2 separate regions of the Homo sapiens genome follow, and region 2 is linked to region 1. A link is an interaction called in ENCODE POLR2A ChIA-PET data of the cell type or tissue named here. Cell type or tissue: PC-9. All regions are shown on one strand. Each heading gives the region's core, and the rest is flanking DNA. Links, peaks and the distances in the headings are about the cores only. Region 1 overlaps LINC02036 (long intergenic non-protein coding RNA 2036). Region 2 overlaps ATP13A3 (ATPase 13A3).

Region 1 (5,388 bases), core at 286-5,285:
TTTTCTCTTCTTTAGATTGTGGAAAGTGAGGCTCAGAGTAGTTACTAATGTGGTCTGTAAGTACAGCAGCTGGTGTTCAAACTGGGTCTGGTTCAGGCTCACTTTTGAATCTTGTCTATCTCGCTAGACAGGACCAGGATTATCTCCCCAGCGTTCTACCACCTTCTCTGGCTTTCACGCTGTCAATGTTTGTGATACCAATTCCTCACGCTCCCTCCCTTTCACAGCTGCATCCACTCAAGACATTGCCCCTCCCCTCACCTGTGAACTTCCTTAACCTCTTGCTCCACCTCTCAACGACCCACAGAAGGGTCAGAGCATCCCAGGTATGCTTCAATTATGACTTGGCCTGACAGCCTCCCAAGGACGTTGTTAACCCTTTGACAACAAACACAATGTCTTACTTTGCAATCAAATTCATCAATGACTTTTGAATTTGAGTTTCTGTGTTTACCAAAGTTACACATCCACATAATTTGGAGAGTCAAATAGTCCACAAATGTTGTCCCTAATATGCTTGTGTTTCTGTTTTGATTTTTTAGTTTTAAGCATTAAATCTTGAATTCCCACCATGAAAGATGAGTTTAGCTTTTTCTTCTTGTGCCGTGGCCTCCCCTCATATACACACTCTTTCACTCCATATCCTCCCACTGTTATTATATACTAGTATCGCTTGTTCATCATTCTTTGTTTCCATATGAAAATATAAACTAGGTTTATAACTGTGCCCTGAAGTACAGTGTGATTGCCTTTACTTTCCTGGAGTTAGTAACTGTCTTATTTTTCCATTTGTTTTGTTTTTTATTATTGTTGGTTTTTGTTTGTTTGTTTTGAAATGGAGTCTTACTATGTTGCCCAGGCTGGAGTGCAGTGGCTTGATTTCGGCTCACTGCAACCTCTGCCTCCTGGGTTCAAGCAATTCTCCTGCCTCAGCCTCCCTAGTAACTGGGATTACAGGTGCCCACCCCCATGCCTGGCTAATTTTTGTATTTTTAATAGAGGTGGGGTTCCACCAAGTTGGCCAGGTTGGTTTTGAACTCCTGGCCTCAAGTGATCCACCCACCTCAGCCTCCCAAAGTGCTGAGATTACAGGCGTGAGTCCATTTGTTTTGTTTTCATTGTATTAAGTAATAATAAAGGTTCAAACTCTGCCAAAGTTCTAAATCTCCTCCTTGGTGATGTAGATGATCAGGTCTCCTATCGAATTTGTCTTTCTGCTGAAGCCTGTCCCAGGGCTGCGCCCTGCAGCATGTGGGCCAGCTGCCCTCCCTATGCACTGGGCATGTAGCCTTCCTCTGGAGAACCCTGCAGCCTCCCAGGCATTGCCTTCACCATCCTTCTGTGTTGGAGCTCCTGGCTTCCAAAGCCCTCGCCTTCCTCCTTCTTGGTTTACCTTCTTATTTGTGAGGAGCTCATTTTCCAGTAATGTCACAAGAAAGGGGCATATGGCCTTGTTTTTAAAATCTGGGTATCCCCAGCATGCTCAACAGATGTTTGCTAAATTAATGAAAGAATAAAAGCAGAAAGGACAACAAGGAAACATCAGCAGAGATAGATGGCATGATCACACATTGAGATTAAAAGGAAACAACACATTCTGATAATCTGATGTTTAGATAATTGACCTAAGCTTTTAATTTATGATTGACATCAGCAATAATAAAAGTTCATGAGAACACCTGGATTTAGAGAACTCATCTTTTCAAATGGCAGTCTGGCATAGGAAAGAATATCGGCCGTGAATGAGTTATTTAACCTTGCTGTGTCTTGGCTTCTTTGTTCATAAAAATAGGAATGCTAGCCGGGCACGGTGGCTCACGGCTGTAATTCTAGCACTTTGGGAAGCCAAGGCGGACGGATCACAAGGTCAGGAGTTCGAGACCAGCCTGGCCAACATGGTGAATCTCCGTCTCTACTAAAAATGCAAAAATTTGCCGGGCATGGTGGTGGGCACCTGTAATCCCAGCTACTCAGGAGACTGAGGCAGGAGAATCGCTTGAACCTGGAGGCAGAGGTTGCAGTGAGCTGTGATCGCGCCATTGCACTCCAGCCTGCGTGACAGGGAGACTCTCATCTTAAAAAAAAAAAAAATAGGGATGATAAGGTCTACTTATCAGGAAAACTGTTGCACTGGGTAAGAACTAAGGGTGGCTGAGCCCTTTCACAAGTCATCTTATGAAAATGACATTTAAATGGAATCAATTATATGCAAAATGGCACAGAGTTTAGCCTTTTGTAGCACTTGACAAATGGGATTGACTTCCCTTCTTTCTCCGCTTAAGAGTGCAGGACCTCTGAATTGCCAACTGTAACAGTTATTGATTATGTTGAAAAGGGTTATAAAAAGCTTAGTTTGGGATTCAGATGTGGTAGTGTGATAGTGGTGAGATGCCTTGTTTTAATCTTGACTCTCACCGTGATTTGTTATGTGTCCTCGGGCAAGTATCCTTCCTTTCTGAGCCTCTGGGCTTTCTTTGGGAAAATGCGGGGCTGGGCGGCTGGGGACTGAGGTCTGACTCTGTCAGGCTGTACCTTATTCTGTGAGTTGCCCTTCCAGAACCCAACAGACTCCACCCAGCTGCTGTGAGCACGGTTTGCCTTCAAAGTAGATGCTATCTCTGTCCCTGGCACCGGCCTTCTTAAGGCCCGGGGGCCCGAGGTTGACATCCTGTGAGGTCGCCTGGGAAGAAGCCCACATTACATTCTTCTGCAATGTAATGCAAAACAGATCCGGCCTAGGCTCCAGCCAGCACCAGGGAAGTGGACTTCATTGTAAAAGCCACCTTGTCAGCGTCAGGCCTGGGTGATTAATGACTCTTTAATCTCACAGCAGAATACCTGACAAAATACGCCTGGGCCAAAAAGGCAGAACAAACCTAATTAGCCTAGTTGACCCACTCACAAGGTGTGGGTTGCTAAGGATCCCAACAGCTTCGAAAGGAAGCCTCTCCCTGCCTGTCCCTTTTAGGTCTGTGAAAGAATCAAGTGGTCACAATGGGGAAGGGACTCCATTAAAAGGAGGGGGCTGGCCAATGAATAAACATGCAGGTTACCGTGTTGATATTTCGCTGAATGCTGTTCTGAAGTGGGGTGTTTGGGGCCTCGGAGGCCGGCGCCCCTGTATTGTGCTGGGGGAGGGACTGGCCATTTGAAGTCAAGGTGAGGACATACTGGGGCAGATGGAACCTGCTTTGTTTGTGAAAGAGTTTTTCTGCTATTTATGCTAATGAGTGGGAAACACTTCTAGAGCATTTCAGATGATTCTGTAATGAGGCCCGGCAGAATGTGCCAACATTGTTGGCCCAGGACAATTTCAAACTCCCACTCGCCACATTAGCAGCCCTTCTTTACATGAAGGCCCTTGGAGGGTGAAAGAGGACAATGCAGGAAGAGTGAAAACATCACAAAGAGGGGCTTTTGTTTCGCCTTCCTTTGAACCCTCTCAAAAGCCCAGTTTCAAGGGGTGTGTTGGGCCTGCCTTTCAACGTTACTGAACCCAGAATCCCCTGTTGTTTAGCAACATAGAAAGCTGACCTTAATTGACTCCACTTCTGAGCAGGCTTTGTAAATCACTCTGCCCCGGAGTGGAATTTCCTGATGGTGTCCGTGTGTGATATATAACGTTTGTACACAGGATACCAACGTGCCAATGCAATATACATGCCTTCATGTGTGCACAGTGATTTACAGCTTACAGCTCACTTTTACATGCATTCTCTCACAAGGACCCTACCTCTGGGTTAGGAATCATTATTCCCATTTTACCGATAAGAGAATTGAGACTCAGAGAAGTTAGGTGGCCTGCCCAGAGTCACCCATCAAGAAGGAATCAGAGCTGTGTCTGGAAGTTAGGTTTCCCTGACGCTCTGTTTCACTGCAGTTGTTCCAGGGGTTGTATTAAATAGACTGTGTAAATGTGTATTCGAGAGAGATGTCTTGAGCAATTAGTTTCTTTAAAGCATTGTTTTGTGGGTAAAGAAGAACATCGCTAGGTTATAACAACATTTTGGATTTCCCCTTTAATTTCTGGTCATAATAGCATTTTCTTGACAAGACTGCTTCCACTGCACTCTAGCTGTGCCTGGAGGATTTCTACTGTCCCCTTTCCCTTCCTTCCTCATCCTCAAGTCACGCAGCTATAGGCACGAGGCTCTCAGGTAGGGCAGTGCTGGGAGTTCCAGCTTCCCTCTGGGATTATGCTTCACGGAGCCTCATCAATTCTAGGGATATTGTGAGGAAGGTGCTCCACCCTGGAATTCGTCTAGAAGTTCAGCCTGGGGCCTGAGAGACACATCTGTACTCTTAAAGCCTCTAGACTAGGAATACTCTGTGCTGACTTTGCCATGTGACCGTGAAGTTCTGTTATAGAGGACTCTATGCTGAGAAGGGTCACGTGCTTGGCTTAATGCTCTTCTGTCACTGTCTTGACATTCTTGATAATTTCATCTTTGAACTTCTTTTTTGTAAGTGAAGCCCAGTGAGACAGTGGAGGAGAGGGGTCATGCCACTGCAGTTCCTCGCTATGCCATTCATACAGAGCATTCTCCATGCTCAGGAGTCCAGGAGTCCAGTGGGCCCATGATGCCCAGGAGCTCGTCGAGACTCAGGGAGGTAAGCACACTCTGCCCACACCTGAGTAAGCGGGCCCCTAGGGCCCTTAGAAGCCATGCACTCCTTGCAAACCAGTACAAAAGAATACAAAAGAGCCAGGCGCGGTGGCTCATGCCTGTAATCCCAGCACTTTGGGAGGCTGAGATGGGTGGATCGCCTGAGGTCAGGAGTTTGAGACCAGCCTGGCCAACATAGTGAAACCCCATCTCTACTAAAAATACAAAAAGTTAGCTGGGTGTGGTGGTGGGCGCCTGTAATCCCAGCTACTTGAGAGGCTGAGGCAGGAGAATCACTTGAACCCAGGAGGTGGGGGTTGCAATGAGCCGAGATCACACCATTGCACTCCAGCCTGGGCAACAAGAGCAAAACTCTGTCTCAAAAACAAAACAAAACAAAAAAAAAGATTACAAAAAAAGACAGTGGCAGTCTAAGAAAAACACAATTGACCAAATAATCCCATCATATCCTTTCTTACTCACCTTATGTCCTTGTGTTAGCAAAACAGATCCATTGAAAATGACACGAGAAGGAACGAGAGAGCAAGGATGATCCATAGCTCCCTGCCCTTTCATTCAGCCTCATCATAAGCCAAAGGTACAGAGGGCTGGGAAATGTGTGTGTATTACCAAGAGAAATGAAAACAGCGGGGTTAGTTTTGTATAGCACTTTCACTGTTCTGGTAAGAATATATATATATACATGTATACACACATACATACATACATATATAGGCTACAAAATAAAAATTCTGCAATTTTGGTGATTCTGCGTAGGAGT
Region 2 (5,388 bases), core at 99-5,098, 210 kb before region 1:
TAAATGGTGTGTAATATATTAAAAGTATTTTGAAGTTATGATTTTTAAGAATTAATCTCAGCCTTAGGCGTTTAAGGAATTCTCTTTAGAGTTTTTTGCTTTCTTGTACTGGTTCACTTTTAATCTAAATTAAACTTAACTTCAGTCTGTGTGGTTACCTGTTTTCAACTTGAGCTTCACAGTTACATTTTCTCATTCAGCTGCCTTCATTTCAAGGGTCATGATATGCACTTAATTCTTAACACTCTCCTTTAACTAGACATGATTTCTTGGGATTTGGCTTCAATTTTTAATGCAGTTTCTTGTTGGATCATCCCTACAGTTTATTGCTTGTGCTATCTAATCCCTTTGTCTATGAAGGCATTACTACTGAATTGCCAGGGTCTTTCCTATTCAGGGCCTATGTATCTTTTTCCTATTCATCTAGCATGCCTAAATTGGTTGAAGCCATTCAGATACCTAGAGGCCCTACAGAATAAGGTGACCTTTTAAAGACATAACTGGATAAGGGGAGAGGGATAGGAATAAAAAGGCTTAGGATTTGTGGCTGTAGGTTAGTTAGTACTAGTTATTGTTTGGGGAAGGAACAAAGAGATATATATTGGGGTAAATATTGTATGTGTGTCTACCTTATTTCGGAGTCACTAAGGAAAATATGAAGGAAATCCTTTCTGGTACCTTATTTTGATACCATAGTCCATCGGTGGCATCTGGTATCATGAACAGCACATCATATGTTGCCACAAGCTGAAAAATATTTCATAATAACTTCAATTTACATGTTGCTATATACTTTGAATACTTAAAAATCTCTTATTTCCTACAGAATCCTTATCATATCCCCATTTTATAGATAAAATAATTTGACTGTAAATGACTTGTTTAGATTCACATAGCTTTGTGGAAGAATCAATCTAAAACAATCTAAATCTTAAGGAACACCCTTGACCCTGGCCTGCAGTCACCAGTGACACACAGTTTGTTTTGATAGCTGTCTTCTGGTGAAGAATGTTTACACTTTAGTACAATTACTAAGCCATTGCTTATAATGCTAGGAGAATCTAGGAGCTGAGAGCATAGTCTACAAGAAATTCATACCTCTCTAAAGTGAATACCTAATTCTTCTATTCTTGGTTGAAATCCTTACTGATTTTAAAATTTGGTATGGTTGTATGTCTGCCAGCCATCCTTCTCTCCCCTGTCACTTAGTGTCTTTTTTGGATAGTGCCTTTTTTTTTTCCTCCAGGCTAAACAAAGATAGATTCAGTTACTTATCTTCTCTCTCACATGGAAATCTTGGCAGATTTTTAGAGGTGGGATCCAAGAGGTGGCTCTGGGAGAGACATGAAAATTTGAGAAACAAACATTGTTTAGGTAGATGTAAAGAAGCTTCTGTGCTTGAGTAAATTTTTTTTTTTTTTTTTTGCCAACGACACACATGTCAAGAACCAGGTCGCAAATCTGTTTTTGCTGTGGTTTGAAAAATGCAATCAGATTTGAAAAACATGCAATATGGCTTATTACTTCATTGAATTTCTTTTTTAGTCTCCGTGTTTCTCTCTGCCATTTATGTTCTGACCATTGCTTTTTGTCCTTTTTCTGATTTTGTCTTTTTTCTTTTCTGTTTTTATATACTTCCAACCACCACTTTCCAAACACTTTTTCCTTATCTGACCATAACTACTTAAATGACCATAGAACTTACATGATACTTTAGTTGCTGCATTTGTGAAACAGGATGTCACATTTCCTATTTACAATTTAGTAGAATTACTTTTTACCCAATATGAGTCCCACTTTTTTTTTTTTTTTTTTTTGAGATGGAGTCTCGCTCTGTCACCCAGGCTAGAGTGGAGTGGCGTGATCTCTGTTCACTGCCAGCTCCGCCTCCCGTGTTCACACTATTTTCCTGCCTCAGCCTCCCGAGAAGCTGGGACTACAGGCACCCGCCACCACGCCTGGCTAATTTTTTGTGTTTTTAGTAGAGACAGGGTTTCACCGTGTTAGCCAGGATGGTCTCGTTATCCTGACCTCGTGATCCGCCCGCCTCGGCCTCCCAAAGTGCTAGGATTACAGGCGTGAGCCACCGTGCCCAGCCCCACATTTTTTTTAATCCTTTTGGTCAGTGGCTCATGGTAAAAAATATGTCTCCACCTTTGGTATAAGTGTTAGTGTAAGTTTCAGCCTAAGCTACTAAAACTATATATATATATATATATATATATATATATACTATATATATATATATATATATACACCCTACACACTGGTATATATAAACATAAAAATAATATAGTATAGTTTCTGTAGAATGATAAATATTTACCTGTAGTTTTGAATTGATATTAACAAAGTTTATATTTACAAATAACATCCACGTTTAAAAATGGCACTGAGACCCTTCATTTACAGTCAGTAAAAAGTAAGTTCTTTACCCAGTCTGGAGGCTTCATGATAAAGTTTTTGTATGTGGTCTTAGTAAAGTTTGAGTTTGAAGTGGAGTTCAAATAGGAAGTTGTAAATAAATGTCCAGATCAAAGGAAAAGGGGAAAAAAGTTTGGGCTATCAATATATTAGAAAATTTTGGAGCCACTTTTATGGCTTATTATTATACAAGTATATGCTTATATACATGTGTGTATATGTGTAGATGTACACACTTAAGAAAATGGCCATGAGCAAGCAGTTTGGTTTTTGAGTTAGGAAAGTGAGACAAAGTACTGCTGGGTGGATTTGCCATTCCCAGCTCCCATAGCAAGCCATAAGGTCAGCCCACTTTGAAAAATAGTAGATCAACTCAGTCTCTTGGCTTTTGGCTAAGATTTTCTGTGAAAACATTTTCACAGTGTAAATCAGTGAAAAAATGGGATTCACTTACTAGAAATACATTTACATTTAGGTTAGAATGCCTCTATTTAGGATTAAGACATACCCAATACTGAAAATAAGTGTTATTCAGCATTTTTACAGTCAATAGTAATTGTCATTGAATACATGTTTTAAATGATAATCTCATTTTGCCACACATAGTTTAGTCTCTTATTTGTGCATTATGTATTGGCTTTATTATCTTACAAAGTAGCTATCCATTTGGGCGACATACAAATGTCTGTGAAGGTCTGAGTCTTATTTTTTTAAGTGCTGATTATTTTCTGAAGGACTTTCACGGTTAAAGTTAATGGAGTTTAAACATAACATCACGTTGTGTATGTGAATCTTTTGGGTGCCCCGAACAATGTCTCATACTCCAGGAGATAACAGAGCACATACTTTATTCCATCAACTGAAGTGAAAGTATTCAAAACCAAATTTACAAATGACAGTATACCAGCTGTTATTGGATGCCTTTTTATATAAAGGAATTTCCTAATTTACTTGTTTTACTTTTGCTGTCTTTTCCAGATTTTTTTGTTTTTTCTGTGATTTTTTTATATATTTTTATATTATTCATCATGTTGTATCCAGTTGCCTCTGTTGACCAGGTTCTTCAGGTAAGACTTAAGCACATCATTTGTTTGGGGAAAAAGACTAACCTGTATACATTTCTTTTTTTCCAGGATCTCTTCTTTTTGTGTATTCTAAGATGCTGTTATATTAACCCAAAGATACTCTACAGAGAATAAAGAACCTAATGAAAATAGCAGCTTTTCTTAGCTATACCTGTTTAATCTCTGCTTCTGGTGCCGTTTTCATTTGTCTGCAAACAAATTAAATAGCCCTTGGTCTTTAAAAACATAAAAAAACGTTGATCCTGGTACCTGTTACTCCTCTCTTCTCTACCAGTCTACTTCTTGAGTAGTCTACACATGCTCCCTTTTGTGTTTTGGCCATTTAGTTCTTCAATTCTTTTCATTAAAAACTTTCTGAGTAATGAAATACTTGTTTTTCATACAAAAGAATATGCACACATATTTAAGTTGTTAGCCATAATTAAAAAATAGTAAAGAGATAACACCCTGAGTGTATCATCCAACCTGAAAAAATGAACATTACCTGAGCACAAGTCAGTGACAAAAGAAAACAAAAAAAAGGTAACGTTACCAATCAATAAGGCACTCTCATGTACCTGTTTTGATGATTTTCCCTGTCATTCCCTGTTTCATTATATACTTACCATATATGTTTGCAGTCATAAAAGATAGTTTTGTGTGCTCTTGAACTTCATGAAAATGTTATCTTGTTCCCTTTTTTCTGTGACTTGCATTCTCCCATCAACATTGTTTGTTGATACATTATTTTATTTTCATTGCTGTATAGTATACAATTGTAGGAATATATTAAATTCATTTCTCCATCCTCTGTTGGTAAATAATTACTGAACATATTGCTGCTATGAACATATTTTTACATGTCTTTCAGTGTATGGGGGTAAGTAATAGTGTATGAAAGAGTGGAGTAGGAGTGGTTTATCCCAGGTACAAGCAGTGAGAGAGTGGTGCGATGCTGTAGAGAATTTGCAAACAGTGATTAAGCCCAGTAGAAGTCCATCTGCTTTTTAAATATTGCCATGTGCTGGTAATTCCAGACACTTCCAGTGGTAATATACTCCTTCCACTACTACCCTTGGCAAACCATTAGGGACAAAAGTTTCCTCTGCTGTATTCTGGTATCATGATGAGCATGTACTCTTCAGCTACCACGTGCCAAGTTGTTTTCCAAAGTGATTGTATCAATCATCCATCAGTGTTTGACATCCTGTTGTTTCACATCATTGCCAACACTTGGTCTTGTCCAGTGGGTGTAAAATGTTATATCATGATGGTTTTACTTTGCTCATTAACTTTACTAATGGAGTTGAGCATTTTTTCATGTGTTTAATGGCCATTTTTATTTTCTCTGTGAACTGCCTATTCATGCCTTTGGCCAATTTTTTCTAGGATGTTGTCTTTTTTAAAAATTTTTAGGATGTTGTCTTTTTTTTAAAACTTAGTTTTCAGAGTTCTTAATGTATTATATTTGACTGTATAGTGATAAATATCTTCTCCCAGTTTGTGGCTTGTCTTTTTACTTTGTTTATAATATCTCTTTTTAAAAAACAAACTTATAGTCTGACATGGCAAATTTATTAATTTCTTTCTTTATTTGTTCCTCGTGTCTCAGTTTGGCGGACTTGTCCATCTCAAAGTTATAAAGATACTCTCACATTTAGTCTTTAATCCATCTGGAATTAATTTTATGTATAGCTTTTGAATAGGGATCAAATTTCTTTTTCTTTTTTTCTCTTACGCATACCCATTTGTTTCAGCAATTGCTTATTGAAGTTTGTCTTTGCCACTGATATTCAGTGATACCTTTGTCTTATATCAGTTTCCTTCCTTCCTTCCTTCATTCCTTCTTTCCTTCCTCCCCCGCCTCCCCTCTCCTCCCTCCCTCCCTCCCTCCCTTCCT

The links. Peaks named below come from ENCODE experiments on the same cell type or tissue, not always from the same donor. Only the 100,000 strongest peaks of a DNase experiment are listed, where the experiment ranks them.
Region 2: POLR2A ChIA-PET joins it to region 1 with 8 read pairs; 1 of 35 experiments calls an interaction of 5 or more read pairs at or near these places.

What each region holds. Positions count from the first base shown.
Region 1 is chr3:194,210,431-194,215,818 of GRCh38, reverse strand. The region is part of intron 1 of LINC02036 (long intergenic non-protein coding RNA 2036); the gene reads left to right. Among named protein-coding and RNA genes, the nearest start is that of LINC02037, 35 kb to the left of the region's middle. RefSeq lists enhancers at 774-1,577, 2,384-3,189, 3,190-3,995, 2,151-4,248 and a silencer at 3,285-3,579. In PC-9, for the core only: no CTCF peak of the experiment used is centred there; a DNase peak (open chromatin) is centred at 2,718; H3K27ac peaks cover 1,848 bases.
Region 2 is chr3:194,417,982-194,423,369 of GRCh38, reverse strand. It overlaps ATP13A3 (ATPase 13A3), which reads left to right. Exons shown (of 34, transcript NM_001367549.1): 31 at 3,403-3,491. Among named protein-coding and RNA genes, the nearest start is that of GP5, 21 kb to the right of the region's middle. In PC-9, for the core only: no CTCF peak of the experiment used is centred there; no DNase peak of the experiment used is centred there; H3K27ac peaks cover 588 bases.